Linked DNA regions of Mus musculus: all the other regions are linked to region 3. The links are chromatin loops, found by intact Hi-C in ENCODE. Cell type or tissue: gastrocnemius. All regions are shown on one strand.

Evidence for each region. Peaks named below come from ENCODE experiments on the same cell type or tissue, not always from the same donor. Only the 100,000 strongest peaks of a DNase experiment are listed, where the experiment ranks them.
Region 1: a loop joins it to region 3, with 4 times the contacts of the local background. A loop is called at or near these places in 2 of 42 quality-filtered maps.
Region 2: a loop joins it to region 3, with 7 times the contacts of the local background. A loop is called at or near these places in 26 of 42 quality-filtered maps.

What each region holds. Positions count from the first base shown.
Region 1 is chr5:73,595,751-73,603,750 of GRCm38, forward strand. No RefSeq gene overlaps it. Among named protein-coding and RNA genes, the nearest start is that of Lrrc66, 33 kb to the right of the region's middle. In gastrocnemius, a CTCF peak has its summit at 7,355; DNase peaks (open chromatin) are centred at 3,671, 4,464, 5,678, 5,914 and 1 more place.
Region 2 is chr5:73,633,254-73,641,253 of GRCm38, forward strand. It overlaps Sgcb (sarcoglycan, beta (dystrophin-associated glycoprotein)), which reads right to left. Exons shown (of 6, transcript NM_011890.5): 3 at 7,430-7,615; 4 at 6,536-6,727; 5 at 6,130-6,261; 6 at 1-2,445. The coding sequence ends at 2,242. Among named protein-coding and RNA genes, the nearest start is that of Lrrc66, 4.8 kb to the left of the region's middle. In gastrocnemius, CTCF peaks have their summits at 102 (motif pointing left) and 4,653 (motif pointing left); DNase peaks (open chromatin) are centred at 89, 4,164 and 5,236; H3K27ac peaks cover 263 bases.
Region 3 is chr5:73,537,088-73,545,087 of GRCm38, forward strand. It overlaps Dcun1d4 (DCN1, defective in cullin neddylation 1, domain containing 4 (S. cerevisiae)), which reads left to right. Exons shown (of 11, transcript NM_178896.5): 8 at 6,960-7,068. Among named protein-coding and RNA genes, the nearest start is that of Dcun1d4, 50 kb to the left of the region's middle. In gastrocnemius, a CTCF peak has its summit at 3,278 (motif pointing right); a DNase peak (open chromatin) is centred at 3,285; H3K27ac peaks cover 692 bases.

The DNA of each region.
Region 1 (8,000 bases), 59 kb after region 3:
CCATGGAAGGGTTCTTCTTACTGTCATGGTCCCCATGGCTTTTATTTTTTTATAGACCCCAGGATCACCAGCCCAGGGATAGAATCTTCCCCCCAACAATGAGCTGGACCCTTTCCCACCAATCATCAATTAAGAAAACACCTGATAGGTTGCCTACAGCCAGATATTATGGAGGGATTTTCTCAATTGAGGTTTCTTCCTTTCACATGACTCTAAGTTGTGTCAAGTTGTCATTTACTAGACAGCACAGCTCTCTATCCATAGGAAGCCACCTGCTATCGGCATCAGATTCATCTGACAGCATTCTTAGTCTGTTGGTTGATTGGAAATTAGGGGTCTGTTTATGTGTTCCAAAGGCTTTACCTAATGCTCACACAGATGGGATGCCATGTACAGAAGAGGGAACTCACAGACTATTCAAAGGTCTAAAGATGCTCCAGGGTCAAGTGGCTCTGGAAGTGCAACATTGTAACCTCTCTACTGTGAAGTTCTAATCAGCTCAGCACCCTTCCTTACAGAAGGTTTGATGGGAGGCACAGCACTTTTCAAGAGCCTTCATTTACCTTGCCTCAGCAAATTGTATAAGAGAGGGATTTAAAATCAGGGTCTGGGATGGGAACTGCAATTTGTATTAGGTATATCACAGAACAAACCCGACACTAAATTACTACTAATATGCACTCAGGCATGCTAAGGAGATCATCTCTAGCTGTTCCCCTGTTGTAGCCCTGTCCCCAACTCAGCATTCAGAGCTATTTGTGCTCTCATACCTGATTTTAATAATTAGCACTGTGTATTTACACTGGTTACTTTTCCTCATGTCTTCAATAAAACATTGAAGTAAACAACCAAGAAGAATGGAGGATTTGTTTTGAAAGCTCATGGTCTCAGAAAGTTCAATCCATCGTGGTGGTAAGAGTAGAACATCCCACATCATAACGGGAAGTACAGAGAAAGAAACGATCAGTACAAGAGATGATCAGGGCAAGATCTGAACTCAAGGATGGACCCCCAATGGCCTGCTGACTCCATCAAGATTCCACTCTCATCTTTCTCTTTCTCTCAATAATGCCAAGACAACTTAATCCATCATGGAGAAGGCCCAGGCACGAGATTAGAGCCCTGAGGATTGGTGACTGACGCATCCCTGGAGACGTCTTCACAGACACATCACAGATTTGAGATGTGCCTCACTAAGCTCCACGAGAGCTCTCAGTCTAGTCAAGCTGACAAGATCAACCAGAACAATATTGACCTATTTTCTGGTTAACTGGGTGTAAACAAACTGAGCAGCTTCAGTGACCTGCTGTTATTTCTCAGAGTTTGGAGGCCGATGATGCAAACTTCTTCTGTTTAGAAGTTCCAGGAAGGGAAAATATAAAAAGAAAGCCATGCTTCCTTTGAAGACTCCTCAAAGCTGATCGACTCAAGAGAACTTCACGACTGTGGGAAGACCAACACTGCATATCCAGAATCTTGTGGGCTATCTTTAGTAGCCATTCCCCACCTCCCTCTATATCTAACATCTTTCTAACTATTAGATAAAGGAATGCATTAACTTAGCAGACCACCAGCTGCAAAGCTAAGCAGGTTATCAGCCAACATCCGAAACCTATACAGGGATTTCTCTTCTTTGTTGTAAGATCACAGATGTACCGTAGTCTGGAGTGCTTGGCGTATGCCTCGATCTATGACTTTATTTTGTTCTGTGACTCTAAAAGTTTGTGCAACACTTCCACATGCTGTCTGGAAAGACATGAATCTGGGATCATGGGACATAGTCACTTACATTTGGCTTAGAATAAACTACCTCCTATTCCCTTTGAGGTGAGAACTGTGTTTTACATTGACAATGAGCTACTTTATTTTTAATATAAACCTTATCATATTATTTAATTATGGACATGGCAGAAACCATTGTCATAATTACATGTTGGGTACCCTGTTGTGGTGAGTTTTGGCTACACCACTTTGGCTCCTGGCAAGCTCACCTGCTCAGGAGCTATCTTTGAATCCATGAATAAAACACACACATATTAGCTTATTTTTAAATGCCTTGGCTACCTCAAAGGCTGGGCACTCCTAAACCTTCCCCTTCTATCCCGGGATTCAATCAAGGAAGTTGCCACTTACCCAAAATCTCACATGCCCTGTTGGCTTTATCTCCTGCCACTACTGTGTTCCATCCTTCTGGCCCGAATAATGTCGAACCTCCCTCGTTCCTCTCTGCATTCTTGCCCATACCCAGTCATTAGCCGTTGGCATCTTTATTGATCGATCAAAAACCAACTAGAGAATAGGACCTTTAGTATCTGGGTATGCAGATTCCTGATGGAATCAAAGCATTAGAGGCAATCTTCAACAGTACCCAAGTTAGGCTGTCGGGATCAATTGCCAGCTGGTGAGGCACGCTCTCTTCATGTCTCCCAACCCCAGCAGTGGTCTAATTTGCACTTCCTTATAGCCTGGTTGTCTTAGGGTATCATGATCCCTCACACAGTGGCTGGTTTCATCCAGAACATTCCAAGACACCCAGCCAAGGTTTCGAAGCACCTCCTAATATTTTCAGAGGCCCTGCCGTGTCACTGCATCTGTTGTCCCTTGGTCAAAGCAGGCCAGTTCAGATTCGGGATCAGGAGGAGCAGATATGCTTTACATGCAGAGAGGTGGAAGGCTGATAGTTCATAAGCGTGTTTCAATAATGTTAATTAGTTCAGCCCCAGGGAAGCCCACAGAGACACACAAGACACACACAGAGAGGCATGTATCCATGCCAAGCCACTTCTGGTGCCTAGGGATTTCCTATACTGAGTGTTGTGTTTATAAAAAGATAAAGAGAGTGGGGATATGTTCTATGGAGGTGTGGGGGAAGGGGGTGCCTCGGCAGGCCCATCCCTTCCCCTCAAGAGACCAGACATACTCAGGGCATGGGGAGGGGAATTGAGAGTGTAGTAGAAGCAGAGAGGGAGAGAGAGAGAGAGAGAGAGAGAGAGAGAGAGAGAGAGAGAGAGAGAGAGAGAGAGAGGAAAGAGAAGAGAAGAGAAGAGAAGAGAAGAGAAGAGAAGAGAAGAGAGGAGGAGTAGAGGAGGCTGGCCATGAACACATGGAGAGAGGGGGGGAAAGGGAATGAGGAGAGGGGGGAAGGGAAACAGAAAGATCAAGAAAAAACAAGAGAGCAAGGAAGTGGCAAGCAGACCCTTTTATAGTGGGTCAGGCTTACCTGGCTGTTGCCAGGTAACTGTGTGGTGAAGCTTAGACTAAATGCTAGACACGGAGTCCTTCAGGATGCTAGCCCTTCTGTCCTTTCTGCCCAGTACGTTGTCCAGGCATCCCACAGCTCTGCTCCAACTGCCTCAATATTCCATTCCATGGCTTATGTGAATGTAGCGAGTGTGTGTGTGTGTGTGTGTGTGTGTGTGTGTGTGTGTGTGTGTGTGCATGTGCACAGGTTTGCCCAGAGGTTGACATCTAGCATCTCCCTCGATTGTTTTCCATCCTTTTTGAGATGGTTTCTCTTTGAACCTGGAACTCATCTATTCTGGCTGACCAGCAAGCCCCAGGGATCCTTCTGTCCTTCCTGCCCAGCACTGGGACTGCAGGCCTGTGCATGTGTGCAGAGAGCATTTTACTGACTGAGCCCCCTCCCCCACAGCAGCTGATGGGTGCATCCTTGCCTGCTGGGGTAGTCTCCTATGATTTCCAAGGGACCAGTGACTTCTGCTCAGCACTCTGTTCCTGAGGCCACGCCCCTGTCAGTAGTTACCTCTGATTGGTCTGCTCTTGGCTTGTAGTGTGTGATTCACAGAATGTGAGCCTTTTCAGTGATGCAAATTTCACAGCAGAAAAACCCAAGTCATTATTCTCCACTAAAAGAAAGCAGAGCTCCCTGGAGAGAGAGAGCAATTTCCATTCTTGAGGAACATTCTGGACTGCACTGAAATATTTATTACCAAAAACCAATAATATTTCGGGAATAACAGAGAAAGACACAGAAAATAGCTTAAGGTGGCAGGGGGGTGGGGTGGGGGGATGGGTACCCTATGGGTCCATTTGTGAACATTTGGACATCTAAAAATAAAACGAAAATAATGGTGAATTAAAATTATGTTGAGCTGTAAAAAGCTAGTCAGTAGTGATAGCCAAAGGAAAATATTAAGAATATTCTTTTTAAATAACAGGACTTACATCCAGGTTGTATTTACTGAAATAAACAAGAACGCTATTCACATTTAGTCCTATGAATACACACACACACACACACACACACACACACACACACACACACACACACACACACACACATACATTCACACACACATACACACTCACATGCACACACACACTCTCACACACAGAAGTGGATGAAATAATCAAAGGCTGAGCCAGTTTCTTATCTGTGCTTGGGATGTCCTTGGCTGTGGTGACCAAAGAACAGCTGCCATTTGCTAGGCTGTTGTGACAGTCTGCAAAGCCTTGGGATATAGCCATTCCGTTGCTGCCCACTTTGCCTAGAAATTTGAGCTGGTAGAGAAACATTAGAGTGGGCATCTGGACAAGGGTGGTGCAAAAATGGGATTTAGCGAGAAATAGGTCTTTTTCTGATCTCCTGGAATATGAAATATGAGATTCCCAGAAAATGAACTGATGGGCTCTTTCTCCCTTTCCTGCTAGCAGATAGGCTTCTGAGACCAGGGCACATAAGCCTGACACTTGTCTCTATTTGGCAGCAGAGTCTCCTATAGGCACCGCTGACCTTCATCAAACCTTTTTATTCACAATACGTGGGAATTTCTACCCCACCCACTTTGTCTCCTTTGATCTGAAAGTGCTTCAAGGATAGCCTTTAGCCCAGGGAAGAGTGGGGCTTGTATTTTAAATAGACCAGAAATGTGTGAGTGTCTTGCTGGTTTGAATTTATTTACTGTTTTGTATTTCCTATAGCCACTTCTGGTCATCCTGGTTACTCCAGTGACTTTGCCCTGCCCCTATATGGTCACTCAAAACAACCATGGACATGGAGTCCCAGACCTCACACCTGCTACCTTCCTAGAGGATGCAGAGGAAATGCTGTCAATCAGATACCCAAGGGACTTCACTGGGAGGTGACAGTAAAGGACAAGTGATTTGTGACACCTGCTGATCTTCAAAGAGAGTGAGACTGCTGTGGTTCATGTGTGGGGTATCAGCCTGTGCCAAGACATAGTTATTTAATGGTTTTGGAAATGGAGGAGGGTAAGTCATACCAGGGATTGTGCTCTAAAGCTTTTCTGGGGTTACCACATGCTAGTATGGGGCTGTAAGACTGAGGAAAATTTGTTATAACAAAATTATATTTGTTATATATATGTATGTATATATATATATATACACACATATATATATATAACTATATATATAACTATATATCTAACTATATATCTGTTATAATTTCCTATAATAAAATTCTCCTATAGAAATGCAAAAGAGCAACCTGAATCAAATCAAGATGTTTAACGTCTGGGGGATAACAGAACTGGAGACATAAACTCAGAGGGGGGAAAATACAGAAGAAGCCGAGGGAGAGGGCTCCACAGAACTCAGGCTGAGACTTGAGAGTGTCAAAATCTGGAATTTTGGCTTCCAGTCCCAGCCACGCTGACAGCAGGCACACTGAGAGGCGGTTAAATGTGCTCTCACAGAAGCCTAGGGGCTTGCTGAGGAATCCGGCTGCTGAGCTGTGGTGCCCGTGCCATCTCTGCTACACCACGAGAGCTTTTATTGGAAGTTGAAAAGAAAACAAGAGAACAAATCAATAGAGACAAAGCCCCACGTACAATTTTCTATGAGCTTCGCGAATGGATCCTCTTTGATTCCACACTGAAGCTGAATCCTACCCAACTGGTGTGAGGCAGGGGAGTACCATGGTGAGTGAGGTCAACATTAGCATATTAAAGGAATGGTTGGCACAGAGACTGGAGGCTCTTTGCCACCAAGGCCCACATGTAACAAATAGAGCATGAACAGAAAAGGCCCAGGCTGTGTGGATGACCCCAAAGCCTGCGATATGAAAGTTCACAGCAGTTTGTACAGTGTTTGTCACCGAGCCTCTAAACTTCCTCCCAGCTCTGGCCCCTTTCTGCTCCCAGACGCACATGGCTTCTCCATAAACTCCACCTGCTTCTGCTACGTCCCATGTGTCTCTGTCTATGTTTTGGTTCTGGGACACCAAAAGTTTGAAACTCCAGTGGACATTCACTATCCATCAAGAGTTGGAGACTGGCTAATGGAAGAGTCTAGTGGGTTCCAACCAAGCCATATGAAGTCTTGTCGTTTCCACAAGACGAATGGTGCTATGGTGGCCCGGGTGGGGGTGGGGGTGGGGGTGGGGATGAAGTGGTCATTTCTACCTGGGTGGAATAAGGACAAAAAGAGTTATGGAAGAGATGTGCCTTTAGTGGAGTCTTCAATGAGTAGACAGATAGATGCTGGGCGTTGGAAACACCAGACATACAATGCAAAAAGTAGACTGCAGCACAGCTCAGTCCATGTCAGTACAGAGGCTGGTGTTTGTAAGAGTGAGAATTTGTTTGACTGGCTGACTTGGTTCAGGTTGTCATAAGCAGGCAGGATGTAATAAAGAATAAGCAAGCTGTATGAGAAGCGGGGCCCTCGATCATGGAATTCCCTGGTCTGTACTACAGAGAATGCTTTTTCATTATTTACTCAATAAATGCATATATTAAGAAGCTATTAAATGTGAAGTCTCGGTGAGACAGACATGCGGGGTTTTGTTGTTGTTATTGTTCTCATGAAGCTCCTGGTATAAAAAGGGCAGACAGACATTGAGCTGGTGGTCATGGTATAATCATTTAATTGTACACATGATGCGTGTCTTCTTTGTGAAAATTAACGATGTGTAATGAGAGTCGTAATAAGGGAATCCAACTAATTCTAGGGTCTAACAGTTCCCCAAGGAGATAACAAGAAAGCTGAGCCCTGTGTAGATGCTAGTCAGCTAAAGGAGGCTCCTTTGGAGGGTTCAGAAGGAAGACTTGGGGCTGATGTGACATGGATGTGACATGGTCTGGAAACAGAGTTAGGTGGAGTTTTATAGAAACAGGCAGGAGGGAAATCCACGTGGTCATATCTGCATCTCAGCAGCCATGCTGTCTGCACAGTGAGGGATGCAGGATGGAGAGAATCATGGTCGATTTCTTGTCTTTCAGGCAAAGGGGTAGCCAGGTAGCAGGCAAAGCTTCACTATTGTGTGTGCCTAGTGGCTGTCTCTGGAAAAGATTAGCAATTGACTCAGTAGACCTAGTAAAGAACACCACCACCCTCATGTGGTAGACAGCATCATCCAGTCCACCAAGGGCCTAAGAAGAAGAACAAGGTAGAGGAAGGAGGGAGTAGCCTTCACTTCTTGGGCTGAAACTTCCATCTTTTCACCCTTATGATGGGGAAAAAGAAACTTGACAGATGGTTAGGGTGGGACCTCCAAAATCAACCTGCTCTCGCAGCACCCTTGAGTCCATGGTTATTCTGATCTGGCTGCAAATGCCAGAAATGTTTGGCCAGGTGGCACTGGTTTGGCTCATGTCCTAGGTTATTTATGTACGTATCTATTTAATCTTCTTCTATTGCATAGCAACCTAATGAACACAGCTGTCTGGAAGCTATGCACGAAGAGGCACTTCACTGGTCCTTGAAGACTTGTGCCAGAATCTCAGTCCAGTCACAAGGATGGAGAGGCACATGGGCACTCTGTGGGACCTGTGGTTGGGCCGGCTGGGCTGACCAGCCCATCTCTCCTTATTCCTTGGCCATTTCAAAGACTTGTTTACTTCTTTAGTCAAATGTCTCATTAACTCTTGGACAAAGCCCCTCAGAGACAACTTTCTCCTGAGGCCCCCTTCTACTTGCTATACTTGCTCTCTCTAGATATTGAAGCTTCATAAAGTTATCTTCATTATCTGTGAAATTCACTCTTTGGGTTTGCAACACAAAGAACCTGGAATATC
Region 2 (8,000 bases), 96 kb after region 3:
TACCTTCCCCAGCGCTGCAGTAAGTCCTCTCAGTGTGCTATGTTCAAAACCGAAGAAATGAACACATGAGAAGGCATACGCCCCCTGGTGGCCAGATTTAACAGTGCCGCTTCACTGTGCACCAAGCTCCGCTTCTCTGCTTTCAGGTCAGTGTGTCAGAGGGTCTACCCAAAATGCAGTCTAAAATAGCATACCTAGTAACCACGCGCTTTACAGAGCAGCAGGATATGCTCAAACTTCAAAGTGCTCAATGGAGATGTATCAAAACACAAGTGTTTCCCACAGACGTAAAAATACACTTTTTTCTCATGAATTGTATTCAGTAAATAATACTTTGTAATATAGGGTTCTGTGGATTTAGTAAAAATATTTATTTAAAGAAATTCTCAAAACAAATTTAAATAGAACATGAAACAAATGTACAATTTAAAAATACACTGAGCATGGACATGAGAATTCCAAGCGTGATTTTTCTGAGCATTATTTAGTTATTAAACAATACTTGAATATATCCAGAGGTATAAATTGCTCTCTTTCTTTACATCTAAAATCTGCACTTAGTGTCTGGTCTCCAGTCAACTCTCACCTTAGCCTGAGTTCACAGTCTATAAGGTATTTCATTTTTTCATTTGACAGAATTGTGACAACAGTGAACACGAATTGTTTTATGTGCTCATTTTTTACCCACACAGTTCTAAGTGACCATGACAGAGTACCAACATCCTTCTCTGTAGCTAGGCCCATGGTGCCTCCCTACTGTCTGCTTTGGAGCTATGCATTATTCTTCATCCCCAATCCCATGTTTCTTAGTAATACCAAGAAATTCCTTTTAAATCAAGTATAAACTGTACTAAGAATCAACTGGCTTGAGGGCTGTAATTAATTAAAATGAGACTGAGGTGAGGAGCAGAGATCAAGGTTTTATACCTAGCTAAAATGACCTGCGTCATCTTTCCAGTTAGCACCCTTTATTCTCGTGTATATTAATTTCTAGGCACACACAGAATTCTTCTAAAGGGTGATGCTGGTATGGGACACAGGAGGAACAACCTCTGGACAGCAGGACCTACTGAGGCCTAGCTTCCCCCCTTTCCACTGAGCTTCCCCAGGGTTTAGGGAAAAGTATGCCAGCTTCTCTATAACTCATTCAGGTACTCCCACATGACAAGCAGACCAAGCTGGTCTGTCTATTGAATGACATCTTAGAACTGGCTCAAGAGAGTTTAAAGTCTGACAGTGATTGGTCATGTTTTTCTAGCATTGGCATTTTAACTAGAGTAGCACACATGCTTGTTTTTTTACCTGTTAGGTGAATTAGGATTAGGTTTTTCCCATTCTTTGAGAGTTTTAAATAGTTGAAAATTCAGTGTAGATAGTAAAAAAGGCAGAAACACATTTGGAATCAGGTTTACCTGGGTTGGAATTGTACTTGACTCCCAACCCTGTATAGTATGGGGCAGCATCCTGAACCTCGCTGACCTTCAGTTTCCTGATGGGTAAAGCTGGGATCGAAGCCCTTGCTTAGAGAGGTGCAGTGGGAGTCAGAGAGATCAAGTGTATCGCACCCAGGACAGTGCTCAGCAAGAAGAGGCCTGATGATGATGGCTTCTGTTGCTCACGAGAGTGAGAACTGTGATTGCGTTTAACGTCCACACACCGTAAATACATGTATCATTATTTCAAGTAAACATACCATGACAGTATTTTCTTTAGTGCAAAACTAAGGAAACATAGTTTCTTACAAGCTTATATATGGAAAGCTCCTTAATGACTTGTTTGTGAAAATGTAGCTTTGGGTTAATGCATTAAAAATCTGTGCCTTCCCTTTTAAAAACCAAAGACAGAGCACAGTGTCCCTGTCTCTCCAAACATCTCTAGTGGATCTCTCCCTTAGAATGACCAAGGCTTACTGATGGAGTGTCTCAACCACTTCAGCCCTTTGTCCTCTAGGACAAGATATAGTAGAATGTTAAAAACACTTCAAAGATTAATTTTATTTTATTAATTTCTCATCATTGTTTTAGAGAACTGTTGAGTATCAGTGCAACTTACTAAAATGTATTAGAATGTAGGCACTCAAGATCCCTTAAATATGGAGAGTACATAATAGACACAGTGGTGCTCCCCAGGTAAAATAATTACAAGTTATGGCAAACGCTGTACAAACATGGTTCACATGCATTCTTAAAAAGGGGAAGGTCAAGTCAGATCTGAGCGCGCTGAGCCCTGCGGATGCACCGTCTAATGAGTGTTCCCACAAGGGTTGTCTGAGACCTGGCAGCCCATGTTGTGACCTGTTACTTGTACTTTGAAGAGTGTGCCATCTGCACACATGCAGAGCTTGTAGCGCACCCAGTCACCACTCCCTGACTGGTCCCCGCTGGAGGAACTGGGCAGGCGCGTAGGGCTGACCATCACCGTGCCGTTGAGGATGATGCTGTTTTCCTATGGGAACACAGTAACATGGTTCAGTCACATCCACCAGCGGGCACGAAAGAGAGACACTAAACTAGACAGGACTTAGGAACTAGCAGGAGGAGGAGTTGGCAGTCAGAGAGTAAAGCCATGATCAAACCAACTGTGGCACAGCAAAGTCACAATACACACAAGGATTCAAAGGCGACCCCTCGCCCAGTCAGCCCATATTGTACATCCACAAACCTACAACTCAGCACGCCAGCACGAGTCAAGATCACAGCCTGTGCACAGTGACAAAGTCTTGGGTAAGTTTCACTTTTTGACTCCAGAGAATTTTTACTTATTGACTGATGTTGATATTGATTGGGGGAGAAGAGTATTTTTCTCTTATAGGAAATTAAATTTAGTTAGTAGAAATTCAATTAAATATTAAAACTATGTAGTTTATCAGACTAGGCCTTCAAAAAAAACTGAGGGTTTCTTATTTAAACTCATAGCTACAGAATCATTCTCATCTGTACACTCTTAAGACCGTGTGTGTGTGTGTGTGTGTGTGTGTGTGCGCGCGCGCGCGCGCGCTCTCAAGCATTTGTGTGAGCATGTGCACACATGGAGCTCAGAGGTTGAACATGTATGCCTTTGTCAGTGGCTATCATACTCCTTATTGCAAGGTCTGTCTCTGTCTCTGTCTCTGTCTCTGTCTCTGTCTCTGTCTCTCTCACTGGATCTGGAGCTCGGCAAGTCAGCTACTCTGTCTGATCCGTCTGCCTCTACAGCCTTAGCAGCAGGATTACAGGCTCGTGGCACAGTCATGCGTGGCTTTTTACTTGGGTGTGTGATGGATGGTTCTGAACTCAGGTCTCCTTGCTTGTTTGGAGGCACTTCTCCAACTGAGCCATCTCAGCCTCCCAAGAGACTAGTAAGTTTCTTCTTGTCTCCCCCCCTCCTCCTCTCCTTTCTTCTCTCCCATTTAACAAATAATGACTAAATGCTGTCACCTGCCAGACGCCATCCTAGGCACTGGGGCGATGACAGTGAACATGGGCTCAACAGCCAAGTTTGTTCTTATAGAGTGCTGTTCACTGGAGGGAGGCAGATAATAAGTCAGCACAGGAAACTCTAGGGCATGCGGGGGCATAAATGCTACAAGGGAAGACAAGCAGGGTGAACAGAGGGTGGGTGGCTGAGGACTGCAGTTTACACAAGGTGCCAGAGACAGTCGTTTGCATCCCAACAGAAGTGGAGGTGTGAGTGAGTGGGGCATGTGGGTCACTAGGGAAGGCTCGCCAGTGGAGGCCACAGTGAGGGTGTGTCTTATGTAGGTTCAGGGTACAGGACGCTCAGAAGTTAAGGGAAAGGGGCTCAGAAGGATGTGAGACAAAGAAATAGTGGGGGCAGACCTATAAATAGTGGGGGCTGAGCTGATAGACTTAGGGCTTTATCTGGAAGGGAAGCTCACTTAGAGGGTGATAGAGATGGGTCTTTTTAAAAGGTCTGAAGCAGGCGCTGTGGCACAAATCTATATCCCAGCGTTCCGATCCAGCACTTGAGAGGCAGGAGGATTTGAGCCCAGGCCAGCCTAAGGTGCAGGTGAGACTCCATCTCATAGAAAATGTCGGTGGCTACAAGTTTCTGGGTAGAGAAGCAGCTCGTATCTAATGGGCGAACAGCAAAAGGGAGCCAGCAGGCTGCTCCAACAGTCTGGGAAGTGCAATAGCCTGCACACAGACAGAAGCTGCATTGGCGAGAAGCAGCTGGGGGCTGCAGGGCCCTTCAGGTGGAGCTGAGCTTTGCCAGTGGCAGTTGGGCCGAGCACAGATAGAAATGCACGTCTGCTGAGGAGCCAGGACATCAGGATGTCACACTTGAGGAGTTCAGATGCCTGTGGGTGTGGAAGTGGGGAAAGGAGGCAGGCAGCTGGACTAGAGAACCCTCCTGAACAGGAAAGGCCAACGCAGAGGTTTTAAGCATGGGGGTCGTCACTTTAGGGAGGGGCTTAAGACTGTCAGAGGGCAGAATAGAATGGTCACTGTTATGTACAGGCGTTTGCCTGGAACGTTTGGAATGGAACCATTTCATATTCCAGAGCTTATTTAATTTGGAATACCAGCATGGATTTTACTGGCAGAACATGCAAATTTTCAGAACAAAGCACTCAATATTATTCTGAAAGTTGCATGTGGGAGATGCAGTGGTGAGGGCTGTTTCAGATTTTGTTTCTATGCTGCCATCTTGTGGTCATTTAGTTTTACTTTCTTGAAAATATTTCTTGCCGAGCATTCAGTACCCAGTGTTAACAGTATTTGTGCACTAAGAGTCAGGAGAGATAGGTTTGAATGTTCTTTGTCTAAGAGCCTTAGAAGATATCTGAGGTAATGTGCATGCTGCCTGTTCTAATTTGATCATGTGCACATACATCAAAACATACAATGTTCCACAGAAGTAAGAATATTACATGCCAATTAAAATAAAAGTGAAAGTTAACATTTAGGAAGTAGTGCGGCAAAATTATTGCTAATGATTAGCTTGCACTCGAATGATCGATACCAACTGACTTACAAAGCTGAGTATTTTTCAATACAAATTAGAAATTAGTAGGTATGGGTACTTCAGACTATTTCATGACCTGTCACATTGACAAGGTGGAGTGGGGCAAGACTTTTCTGGAGGGCAGAATGAAAGATTCAGGTAACTCACACACGTTCTCTACACAAAGGCCTCAGACCTCCCTTCTCTGACCTTCAGTGTCAACTGCAAGCTTCAGGCGTGGCTGCTTGTCATTCCTCAGAGAGCGCCCTACCACAGCGCCGTGGAAACCTCCTCAGGGCGGCTGCGGCGCCTCTGGCAGGAGTTATAGCTTATGCTCATCTTATCATCCCGAGATGGGATTAAACAGTTGGGGAACTGCCAAAGTGAAACACCTACTTTCCTTCCTAAGGTTTATTATTTCTACGAATTATAACACTGAACTTATTTTGATAGGGGAGAATGACTTCTAAGTGCTCAGGCTGCTAGTGCCTTATGCTCTTTGGTAGCACAAATTTCCTCAGCCCTAGGGAAGCAAGATGAGCAAGGTGCCCAGAGGCAAGCGGGTAACTCCATTCTAGCTGAAAGTCCAGGCCAGTAAGCAGGGTGCAGGCTGCAGCTGCTCTGTATGAAGTAGGAGGCTGACTGAAGCTTTGGGGAGACCTGTGAAGCTGGGGTCACAGTGATGACAGACTTTCTCCCTCACAGCTAACAGGTGTCAGATAACAGCATGTGGCCCCATTCAAGTATTCTTCTTACAGCTTTGGTCACAAAGCTTGGAAACGAACAGGAATAACCTACAGTGGAACAACAGCAGCGACGTCAGGGACACATGGTTAGATCTCCTAGAATTCTCTCTCAGAAGGGCTGCTTGGGTTATGGCTTTTCTCCTTTTAAAATAACATAAAAATGCAAACAAGCACACTTACAAATCAAATCACCTGTTATTCTACCACTCTTAGCTAAACATTATTATTTTACTCTATTCTTCCAGATTTTATAAACTGCACATGCTCTGAAAGAAATGAAATATCTTATAAATTATTTTATAATTTTCTTTCATTTCACAATCCATTTTGAACATCTCATCATGACAAAAAATCATTTTCCACATACTACTCCACATGTAATTATATACTATTCCAAAATTAATTATCTTAAATTCACACAGGAAAAAATACTCACAGCTTTTAACTCCACATCTCCTCCCATGTGAAATTCAATGGTTTTGCCCATGATGAAGACGCCTTCGTTGCCTCGCACAATTGCACGCCCATCGACTTTGATGTTTAAGTCACTGGTAGCATTGCTGGTAATCTAAAAATGAAAGCACATGCTAAGGCGAGCTTGTGGGTAATGAGAGAATCGTTATCATAGAGAAGGGGGTGTCTCAACTCTGGACTATGCAAGGCAGGCTTATAATTGTGGGGATTAACACAAAGAGAGGACTTATTAGTGTGTGTGCAGGCTAAGGCCAGGGCTGCAGCCCTCCAATGGTCTGAAAGTCAGGTTGTCAGGTGGCCTAAGTCCTCCCCCAGGGAGTAGCTGCTGACAAATCCCCCGTTAGCATTGATAAAAGAATGAACCGGACCCTTTCAGTCGATGCTTTCTGAACGTTCAAACTTTTCACCCCACTTGGCAGATGAAACTCGTGCGTCTCATAGTCCGTGCTGAACAGGATATTGTGTGTCCTTGGGTCAAAAAACTGCATCCCGATGTCGCTGGTGATGGAGGTCTTGTTCTTTTCAACACTCAGCTTGGTCGTCCCTTGCTGGAAGACAATCTTGGGGAAAAGTGCTTCATTGTGAGTCTGTTCTCAAAGGATGCGACAGACAAAGTGATGGAGCCGATTGGGTTTAAGAGAACTACAGAGCAGTAAGGACAGAACCTGAAGCGACAGTGAGAGCCAGACCTCAGGTCCCTTTAGCTGCACCTGTTCATAAGACTCTGCATGATATACAACTTTAAAATGCAGGTCTGTACAGTCCTTTGCTCACACATGACCCCCTGTATAACAGCACAGGTCACAGGGAACACGGCTGGGCCCTAAGACGGTCACGGCGGAGGTATGGAACACCCTGGAGGTTTCATTTGGCTAAGTGCTGTGTTTTAGCAGCACCGGGCCTTGTCTGCCACCGAGTAGCATTTCTCTTTCTGATTCCCAGAACCTAGGCTTTCTGACCTGGGAGGCAGCTCTTACAATGGCTTTGTCATCTGGAAAAGAAAACTGTGACCTACAAATTCTTACACCAGTGAGTTTTTCTCCTGGAAAAAAGATCTGGAATATTGCATACCTAACTCTAGCAAGGTTATAAAGCCAACAATATTACTGACTGTCGAGTACTTATGAATATGGATAACTTTGTGTGTTAATGCATATTTTAAAAGAGAAGACACCAATTTCCAGCTTTCAGCTGTAGGATATCTCGAGAACTGCCGTCTATGCCCCCCTCCTCCACACACTGCCCCCAGTGTGGAAACTTACTGGCTGGTTGTTGCCAGTGATGACCAGGTTTTCATTCCGCCGTCCTCCCACCGTGCTCTTATAAAGCGGGTGGATGACGCCCATGTCAGACACTTGCTTGAACCTCAGCAGACCGCTCTCGTGGAACTCCATGCTATCACACCCATTTGGCCCAATGCGGATCACCGCCCAGATGACAAGTGTAATCTGAAAGACAGGCATATCTGCTCTTACGAGGCATGCACCAGACACGCCCGGAAGCAACCAGCAGTGCTCTCTGAGTGTGTGAGGTCTCTGGACGTGTTTAATCAGTGAGATGGACACACTACCTGGTGGTCTTCTTAGAGGATGTTTTTATCAAGACCCTAAGCACACAGTCGAGAGCTAGGCATGCCAGAAGGCCCATCATAAATGGCAGTGTCACTGTTTCCTCTTCTCCCCTCATTGGTTCCCCAAGGACAACCAACCATGTTCAGCAATTTAAGCTATTCCATCTAGACTCTGTCTCCATATTCATACATAATGTAGATTGTGTTTCTTCCTTTACCGAGTAAGGCTTTCTCTGCCTTATCTATTTTAGCAGATGGGAATC
Region 3 (8,000 bases):
ACTCTTAGCCCTCTGGAATCGTAAGCCAGAATAAACCTGTTCTTCCCTTCACTTACCTTGATCAAAGCCTTTTATCAAAATGACAGAAAACTAACTAATGCAAGAAGCAGTTCAGAGAGAGGAGAGGTTTATGTTGGCACACGCCATGAGTAGATGTCTGACATGGGAAGGCCTAGCAGCAGAGGCATGCAGGTCTGCTTCCTCCAGCCTGCCCTCACTTCCCGAGAGCTCCACAGCCCCTCAGAACCATGCCGCTAGCTCGAGAGGAAGCTCTCAAACATGAGCTTGGGTGGACACTTTGCTTGGGCTTATGGCCACCTCAGAATGCCAAATGCATTTAGACCAACTTAAAAGTCTTCATAGTCTCAGGGTTCCAACACTTTTTAGATGTCCAAAATTCTCTTTTGAGAGTCAAGGCAGTCGGTTAGTTGTGAGCCCTGTGAAATTAAGAAAGTTAAGAAACATACTTCCAGTGTACTATGATATAGAATAAACACTTTGATTCCCAAAACAGGGAACTGGGAGGATAGCAGGAAAGATCAGCCTAAGTGAGACCAGAAACCCTAAATGGACACAAAACCTTGAAGCTCCGTGCCCAGGATCTGAGGGCTCGAAATGGCTTTCTCTGCGCTCCACTGGGCTGGAGTAGCCATGCTACCCCCCGCCCCCTTCTGCTTGTCACCTGTGGAACAAATGGTGTCTCTCTCGGGCCAGCTCTCCTTGTACTTGCAAAGGTTCCTCAGTAAACATGCCCACCTTCCTGGCTGCCATCTGTGGGATTTCGGAATCTATATCATAACACGGGCTTTAGTTCCACTGCGTGACGCACTGCCCACTCGGAGTTCTGGGCAGAATCTCCTTTCTACTACATGTTGCCTGATGTCAGCATCCTTAGGGAACCTTGGCAGTTCTCTCTCCATGACTCCGTAGTTCTTTTTTTTTGTCGTTGTTGTTTTTTGGAGACAGGGTTTCTCTGTATAGCCCTGGCTGACCTGGAACTCAATCTGTAAACCAGGCTGGCCTTGAACTCAGAAATCCGTCTGCCTCTGCCTCCTGAGTGCTGGGATTAAAGGCGTGCACCACCACCGCCTGGCTGACTCCGTAATTCTTGTACTGTGCATGCCTAAAAAATAGCACCTGTGCCAAGTTGTGCTGCCAGCTCTAAACACAACCTGACCAGAGCTGCAGCAGCCCCTGAACCTGGGGAAGGACCTTCCTAAGGATTCCTAGGTGGCCTCCTTCCTGGTGCCACTTGAATCAGTCGCTCTCCAAATAAGAGTTTTCGAGTGAGTCTGCATTGCTGCATTTTGAAGTGTGTTTAGTGTGACCCAGGCTGAGGGTTCTGCTGAGCAGTGTCTCTGTACAGCTCCAGCTGGTCAGCAGTGCTCAGTTGTGGTCTTGATCCCAGTATTAAAATGGTTTGAACCCTCGCCAAAGTGGCTACTCTTCACCTCTAGCCGTGTTCACGCTCCTTCCTTCCTGTTCTCTTGACTGTAAATAAACGTAGGTGAACACACGTGAGCCACGCCACAGCTTGAACATTTTACACTGTCTTGAAATAGACAAAATAGACCACTACTTTTGAACTCAGCCTTCAGGTTTTTAGGACATGAACAGGCGTGTGACAGTTCCTTGGCAAATATGATTGATCTCCAGTCCAGTTCCCAAAGCTCCATCCCCCACCCACGTGCCCTCCTGAGAGCCGGTGAGTTCCTATGTGCCTCCTTGGCACTCTAGTCTTCCACACTTTGACCAGGCTTGCCGGGTAAGCTCTGCTTATGAACTTTGCTAGCCTTGAAGGCTTTGCAGCTTTAAACTCTTCCACATTCCTCCTATAAATTCGTTCCAGATGCATATGAACCACACTGTCATCTTTATCCTTCCTTCTGGTCCCATTCAGGACCCCAGCCCCGGGGGTGCTGCTGCCCACACTCAGCGTGGTGGGTGCCCACCCCTGAGTCATCTCTCTGGAAACACCTTCAGCAGGCACTGAGAGTTACGCTTCCTGGGTGATTCTAAGTGCAGCCAGGTTGACCATGAAGGTGACTTGTCACCAAGTCAAAGTCCATTAGGGGCAGGACTTAGAAATAATACTTTAAAAGTTCAGAAATATTAGTCATTCTGCTAGTTGAATCACTAAGTCCTGTGCTTGTAAGATGTGTTTACCTAGTCCACAGAAAACCTCAAAGGGAAGTGGCTGTGTGGACTGAAATGGAAGTGGTCTGTCTTTTTAGTTTGTCTTCTGTTTGAGATCTCTCCCCTGGGTTTTGGTCATTTTTGTTTTATTAAATATGTCCTGTTAAATACTTTAGATTCAAGTTGGAACCCATGTGCCTATGATAAAAACCTGCATTTCTATGCAGTGACACACATTTTACTTTATTTAAATTGATATAGCAGAAGTTTGTTGCTTACAGTTCTGGGTGAAGCTATAGGCCGAGGCTCCAGCAGCTTTGGAATCTAGGGACCGCTTGGAACTGGCTTGTCAAAGAGTGCCTTATGGCTGTGTGCTCACCCACTGGTTAGGACAAATGAGTTTCTTTAGGCTGCTTTTTAAGGACATTAGTTCCATTCACAGAGGCTTTGCCTTCGTGACTCAGTCCAAAATTCACCTCCAAAAATTTAAAAATATTTTTAACTTGCTTGTTTAAAATCTTATGAAGCATGTATATCTTTTGCTCCTAACAGTTGACTACTCTTCCCATCTTCTCCTGGTGACCCTCACCCATCTCCCTCCTAACTACTTCGCATCCTCCCTTGCCCTTGTTTACTGTGGTTTTGTTATTAATGACCCTTGAATGTAATGCATTCTTCCCTGTGTGCCTGGGGTAAAGCCATCCTCGGCATAATGCCCACAGTCACCTTGAGGAATTAAGATTTCAGCACACAAATTGGTGGCGTGCATGAGTGAGAGAGAGGGGCAGACACAGGTACAGACTAGCAGTCCAACCTTTGGTGGTGAAAAGACAGCTTCTCAGGGCGGTTATTACCCCACAGTGGGGATCTGTCAGAACTAGAAGGGCCTTGAGTTTGGGGAGGGCTTAGAACGGTAGCCAGTGTTTGTGTAAAGCTCTGGTGGCCAAGTGAAGGGATGGTGGTGTGGAGGGCCGTGGGGAAAGCTTTTGGAAGTGGGCTTCACTCACTGAGCTTTGAGACTTACCTGTATAATACACTTGTGATTACCCAGTGTGAGGTGGGAATACAGCCACTTTCCAGAAAGCCCTCTGTTTGTCTATTGTCCCTTCCCTCTGACAGGGTCTTTGCTGGGTGGCCACTAGGTGGCAACCTGTTGTTCCAGGCAGTGCGACTGAGCCCTGTCTTCTTATTGGCATGAGCTCTGGCTTTACAAAGAGCCCTGTGATAGATGGAACAGTACCACTGGATACACAAAGTGGAATTTTGGGTAGACATTTGATCACATTTAGTATAGGAGACTTGCTCACTTCTCACAGTTGGCCATGAGTTGCAGGTGTCTCTCTCTAGGAGAAAGGTCACCCAGGCCTGCACAGGTCTTGTTTTGCTTTCACACACTGTTGTGTCCCAGCACCCCCACACACTCTGTTCTCTCCCAGCAGGTCTCTCTGTTCAGGTTCCTGCACCTGAATCTGTTGCTTGGGACTGAACAGCCCATCTAGATGTGTCCCTTAGATTTCCTTTCTTGTGCCGACTAGGAGCCTTACATGGCTTTGGATGGACAAGCTGCCCCCTCTCCAAGCCCTCCCTCAGTACGAGTAACATTATTACTTTTTCTTTAATTACTGGGGTCTTGGTTCTGCAATAGTACAACCAACGCCAAATAAGCCTAAGCCAGCTGCCACTCCTGTGTCCCAGGATACCTACCCCCATGCTGTCGAGAGTGTTTTACTCGTCTCTGCCATCCTCATTTGGGTTCTGACACTAGGTCTATAGTTAGACTCGCAGCTTCTCAACTCTTTTCCTTCCCTACCCCAATTTTGAGAGCTCCGAAGAGCTGTCGAGGGTGCAAGCCTGGTCTCTCCCATGGTAGGAGGTTGCCTCTGTTGTTTGTAGGATTCCATATAAAGTTTTCACAGTGGCTGTGGGAGGCGTGTATAGCTCTTCTTTTGGCCTTGAACGAGTGAGTTCAGTAAGTATATCATAGCAAATGAAAGTAAAAGAATAACTATAGTCAGTAACAAACATCAAACTGAAGGCTCAAACTATCCAGCAGAATTGATTGTGGAAGCCCTTTTAAAGCAGCCAGTGGCATGCCTGATAGAGTTCCTGACAGAGCTGAGCCCCCTCGCTGAACTTCCAAGGAAAAGAACAAAACCACCGGGAAAGTAAGTCATTATGTCAGGAGCTCACACATCCCCCAGGCACTGACTGGGAAGCCCTACTAAGGCATTGCTTCCTGACTGGGCAGTCCAGGAATAGCAGCTGGAAACCCACTGGAGAGGCCGAGGCAGTCCAGTGGGGCTCCCTACCTCCACCCCGAGCTTCCAGCCTTTCCCACACCCCTCCGTCCCCTCCCGTTAGACACTTTCCTAGTACTGGGTAAACAAACCACAGTAACTTCTGTGAGGAAAAAGCTTTGCCTTCAAGCGCTCTTTAAGGGCACCTTGCCTGCTGTTCAGTGTTCTCCATAATCCCTGCCTCACTTGGGAAGGCAGCCCATTCCCCTGACAAAGATGACACTTAAGTGGGTTTGATCAGGGGCTGCGCAGGATGGGACTGGGACCAGAGGACAGTCCACCCCTCTTCCTAGAGCCAACTTCTCAGCAACTTCAGTGCACCATTCATTACAAGGTCAGAGGAGGACTTGGTACTGTTAAGTAAGCTCCTGGCATAGAACTCAGGTCACCAATTTGTGTAACAAGCACTGTGACCCCCCCCCCCCAATCTTGTTAGCCTGGTTCTCATTTTTTAAGGCTTACATGTTGCAAACAAAGTTAATTTGTGGGGCTGGTGAGATGGCTCAGCGGTTAAGAGCACTGACTGCTCTTCTGAAGGTCCTGAGTTCAAATCCCAGCAACCACATGGTGGCTCACAACCACCCGTAATGAGATCTGATGCCCTTTTCTGGTGCACCTGAAGACAGCTACAGTGTATAATAATAAACAAATCTTTGGGCCAGAGCAAGAGGGGTTGACTGAAGGAAGCATAAGTCTAAAAAGAATTCAATTCCCAACAACCACACGAAGACTTACAACCATCTGTACAGCTACAGTGTACTCATATACATAAAATAAATAAATCTTTTTAAAAAACCCAAAGTTATTTTATAAAAATACCTAATTAGTGTGCTTCCTCATCAAAGGTAAACACTGTTACTTACTGGCAAAAACAGGTTGTCATCAGCAGGGCTCCCTAGAGAAACAGCTGGTTTCAAGTTTGAAGCAGAGAAAGAACAAAATGGGGGCTAGGAAATTCTGTGCCAGGGAAGGAGGAAGTGTGCAGAGATTGGTGGACACACATGAGAAGGATGCAGCCAGATTCAAGGGCCACTGCCCAAACTGGACAGTCCCCATTGCAGAGACTCAAATCCACAATGGATGAGCACACCAAATTAAAAGAAATGGCAACTCTTAAGTCCCAGAGTGAGAACAGTGTTGTCCGGGGCTCCTCACAGGAGGATGGAGGATCAGGAATCCGTGTGCTGCGTCTTCAAATGTGAGCCTAGCAGCGAGGTAAAGCTGCTTTGGGTAGGGGAGGTGTTCAGTGGCCATCCAGCCCTGCTGCACTTGCTGCTAGGGGAGGCATGGGGGATCTGGGGCGGAGGTGCTTGCAGTGGCTAGGACCCCGGAACAGGTGTCTTATTAGGGGCCGTGGAAGAGCACTAGCAGAAGACATGAAGGGCTTTCACTGATATACCTGAACGTCCCCAAGTCACAGGCAGGATCAGTGTCTCTGCACTAGAATGTCTAATCTGTAAGCTTATGTACAGACGACTTAAGGATAAATTGAGGCATCAGGAAAACAGCAAGTTGAAAAAAAAGTTGAACTGGGCAGTCACAGTCTTAAGGTGGCAGCCAGGGGCTGCTTAGTGTTCCATAGCTAGGAGAGCACACTGGGGCTGGGCAGGAGGCTCAGCTGGCAAAGTATTTGCTGTACAGGGCTAGGGTCTGAGTTTGATTCCCAGACCCCATGTTAAAAGCCAAGGACTGGTATATACACACAAATCCCCGCACAGGGGACAGAGACAGCCAAGAATAGTGGTGTGTACATGTAAATCCCCGCACAGGGGACAGAGACAGGCAGGGCACTGGGGCTCACCGGCCAGCCATTCCAGCTCACTCGGTAGATCTCTGGCCAATAAGAGACCTTGACTCAAAACACAGGGTGTAGAGCACCTGAGGAGTGGTACTTGAAACTGATCTTCGGCCCCCACATGTACACACACATGTAAATAATACACAGAAGTAAATAATAAATGGAGAATTTGGAGCATATCCCTCCTTGCATTAATACAAGTTAATTTCAGCCTGATGTGACAAGGTTCCTCATGGTATGTCCAGAAAGGACATAAGGACACACAGTGCCATGTTCCCATCAGCTATGTGTGTGATCATGGGGAACCTGCTTGACAGAGTGACACGCTGCAGAGACAACTGTAGTGGTCTCTAAAAGCAACTACGAAGGCGCTCTGTAGAGCAGCTAGAGGCGGCGCTGGCTGTTTGCAAGCTGAGGAAGTAGACACTCGCGGAACTCTGAACTGGTGTCAGGGTTGATGGGAAATGTCACTGAGGCTTTCAGGTGGCACAGTACACGTGTACACACGTGAGAAGAGCTTCAGTGTGAAGGGGAGTGTGTAACGCTGTGCTGGGTTGCTGTGTAGGCACTCTTCTATGCCTTCAACATTTATTAAAAAGTACAGAGAGCAACTGGTCATTATAGACACAGTCCCGTCTCCAGCTTTTTATTCTTTTGGTTTTTATGTTAATTACTTCAATTAAAAAAAAAACACTCAGGTTGTAATTTACCTTTATTCTGTTTCCTAGATGTGATACAACAGAAAAACTCAGAACTACTTTGGATTACTTAAGATCATTATTAAACGATACAACAAACTTTAAGCTCATTTACAGATACGCGTTTGACTTTGCACGGGTGAGTTCTCTGGAGCCTGTCCAGATGTTCCCCTCTCCCTCCCCTCTTTTATTACCTTTGGAGATTTGCTTTTTACACCGCAGCAAAGACCTTGAAAAGTTACTCCCAGGCCATGAGCTAGTGTTTCTAAATGCTTTGAAAAACTGATTCTGGACCAATATGTGTGTCAGCTGGAAGTTCCAGTGGCTGCCACTGAACACCTCCTGCGACGGGCTTAGGAGCAGGTTGTGTGCGAGCCCTGTGTCTGGTGCTTAGAACCATCAGATGGTTTTCACATAACAGAGCTTCTCCCCTAGAAAGACTAGAACACTGACCGTAGCTAATCCAGTTTCACTTTGAAGGATGATCACAGGAAAGAGTATGAACCTAAGCCAAGGCTGATTTCCTGTTTGTTGATTTATCTATTCAAGGCCATGTTTGTGACACGGGTGAATAAAAACCTAGTCACTTCAGGGAGTGAATTCCAAATGACTCGGTGGTGTGTTCATAGAGACCTGCCCTCAGCCCTTATAGCTATACTTTACTCCAGATTAGTATCTTCTCTGGGTGTTTGTTGGGTTTAGATGACTAGACTTTGGTTGGCTGCATTTTTTATATTTCTTCCCTCCCTCCTTTCTTATTTATTTATTTATTCCCAGCAGAGTGAGGAATGATTCTTCTCTTTTCTGTGCTGACCTTTTTTTATTCTTCACTCTTTGGCTTTACCAGTTTTAGCACCAAAAATGTATTCCATGACGAATTATAGTCTGCAGCAGAACGTCCGTCAGTGGTGCTATGTGGAGTCGTAATTCATGTCATTCTGGAACTGCGGCCTTACGGAGTCACGGTGTGAATGGAGTTAACTGAAGCTAGGGATGGAGGGCCCGAGAGTCCCACGTGGTGCTTGATGGAGTGGTGTTTATGTATTATACATAGGACGCAGGGTACTAGTT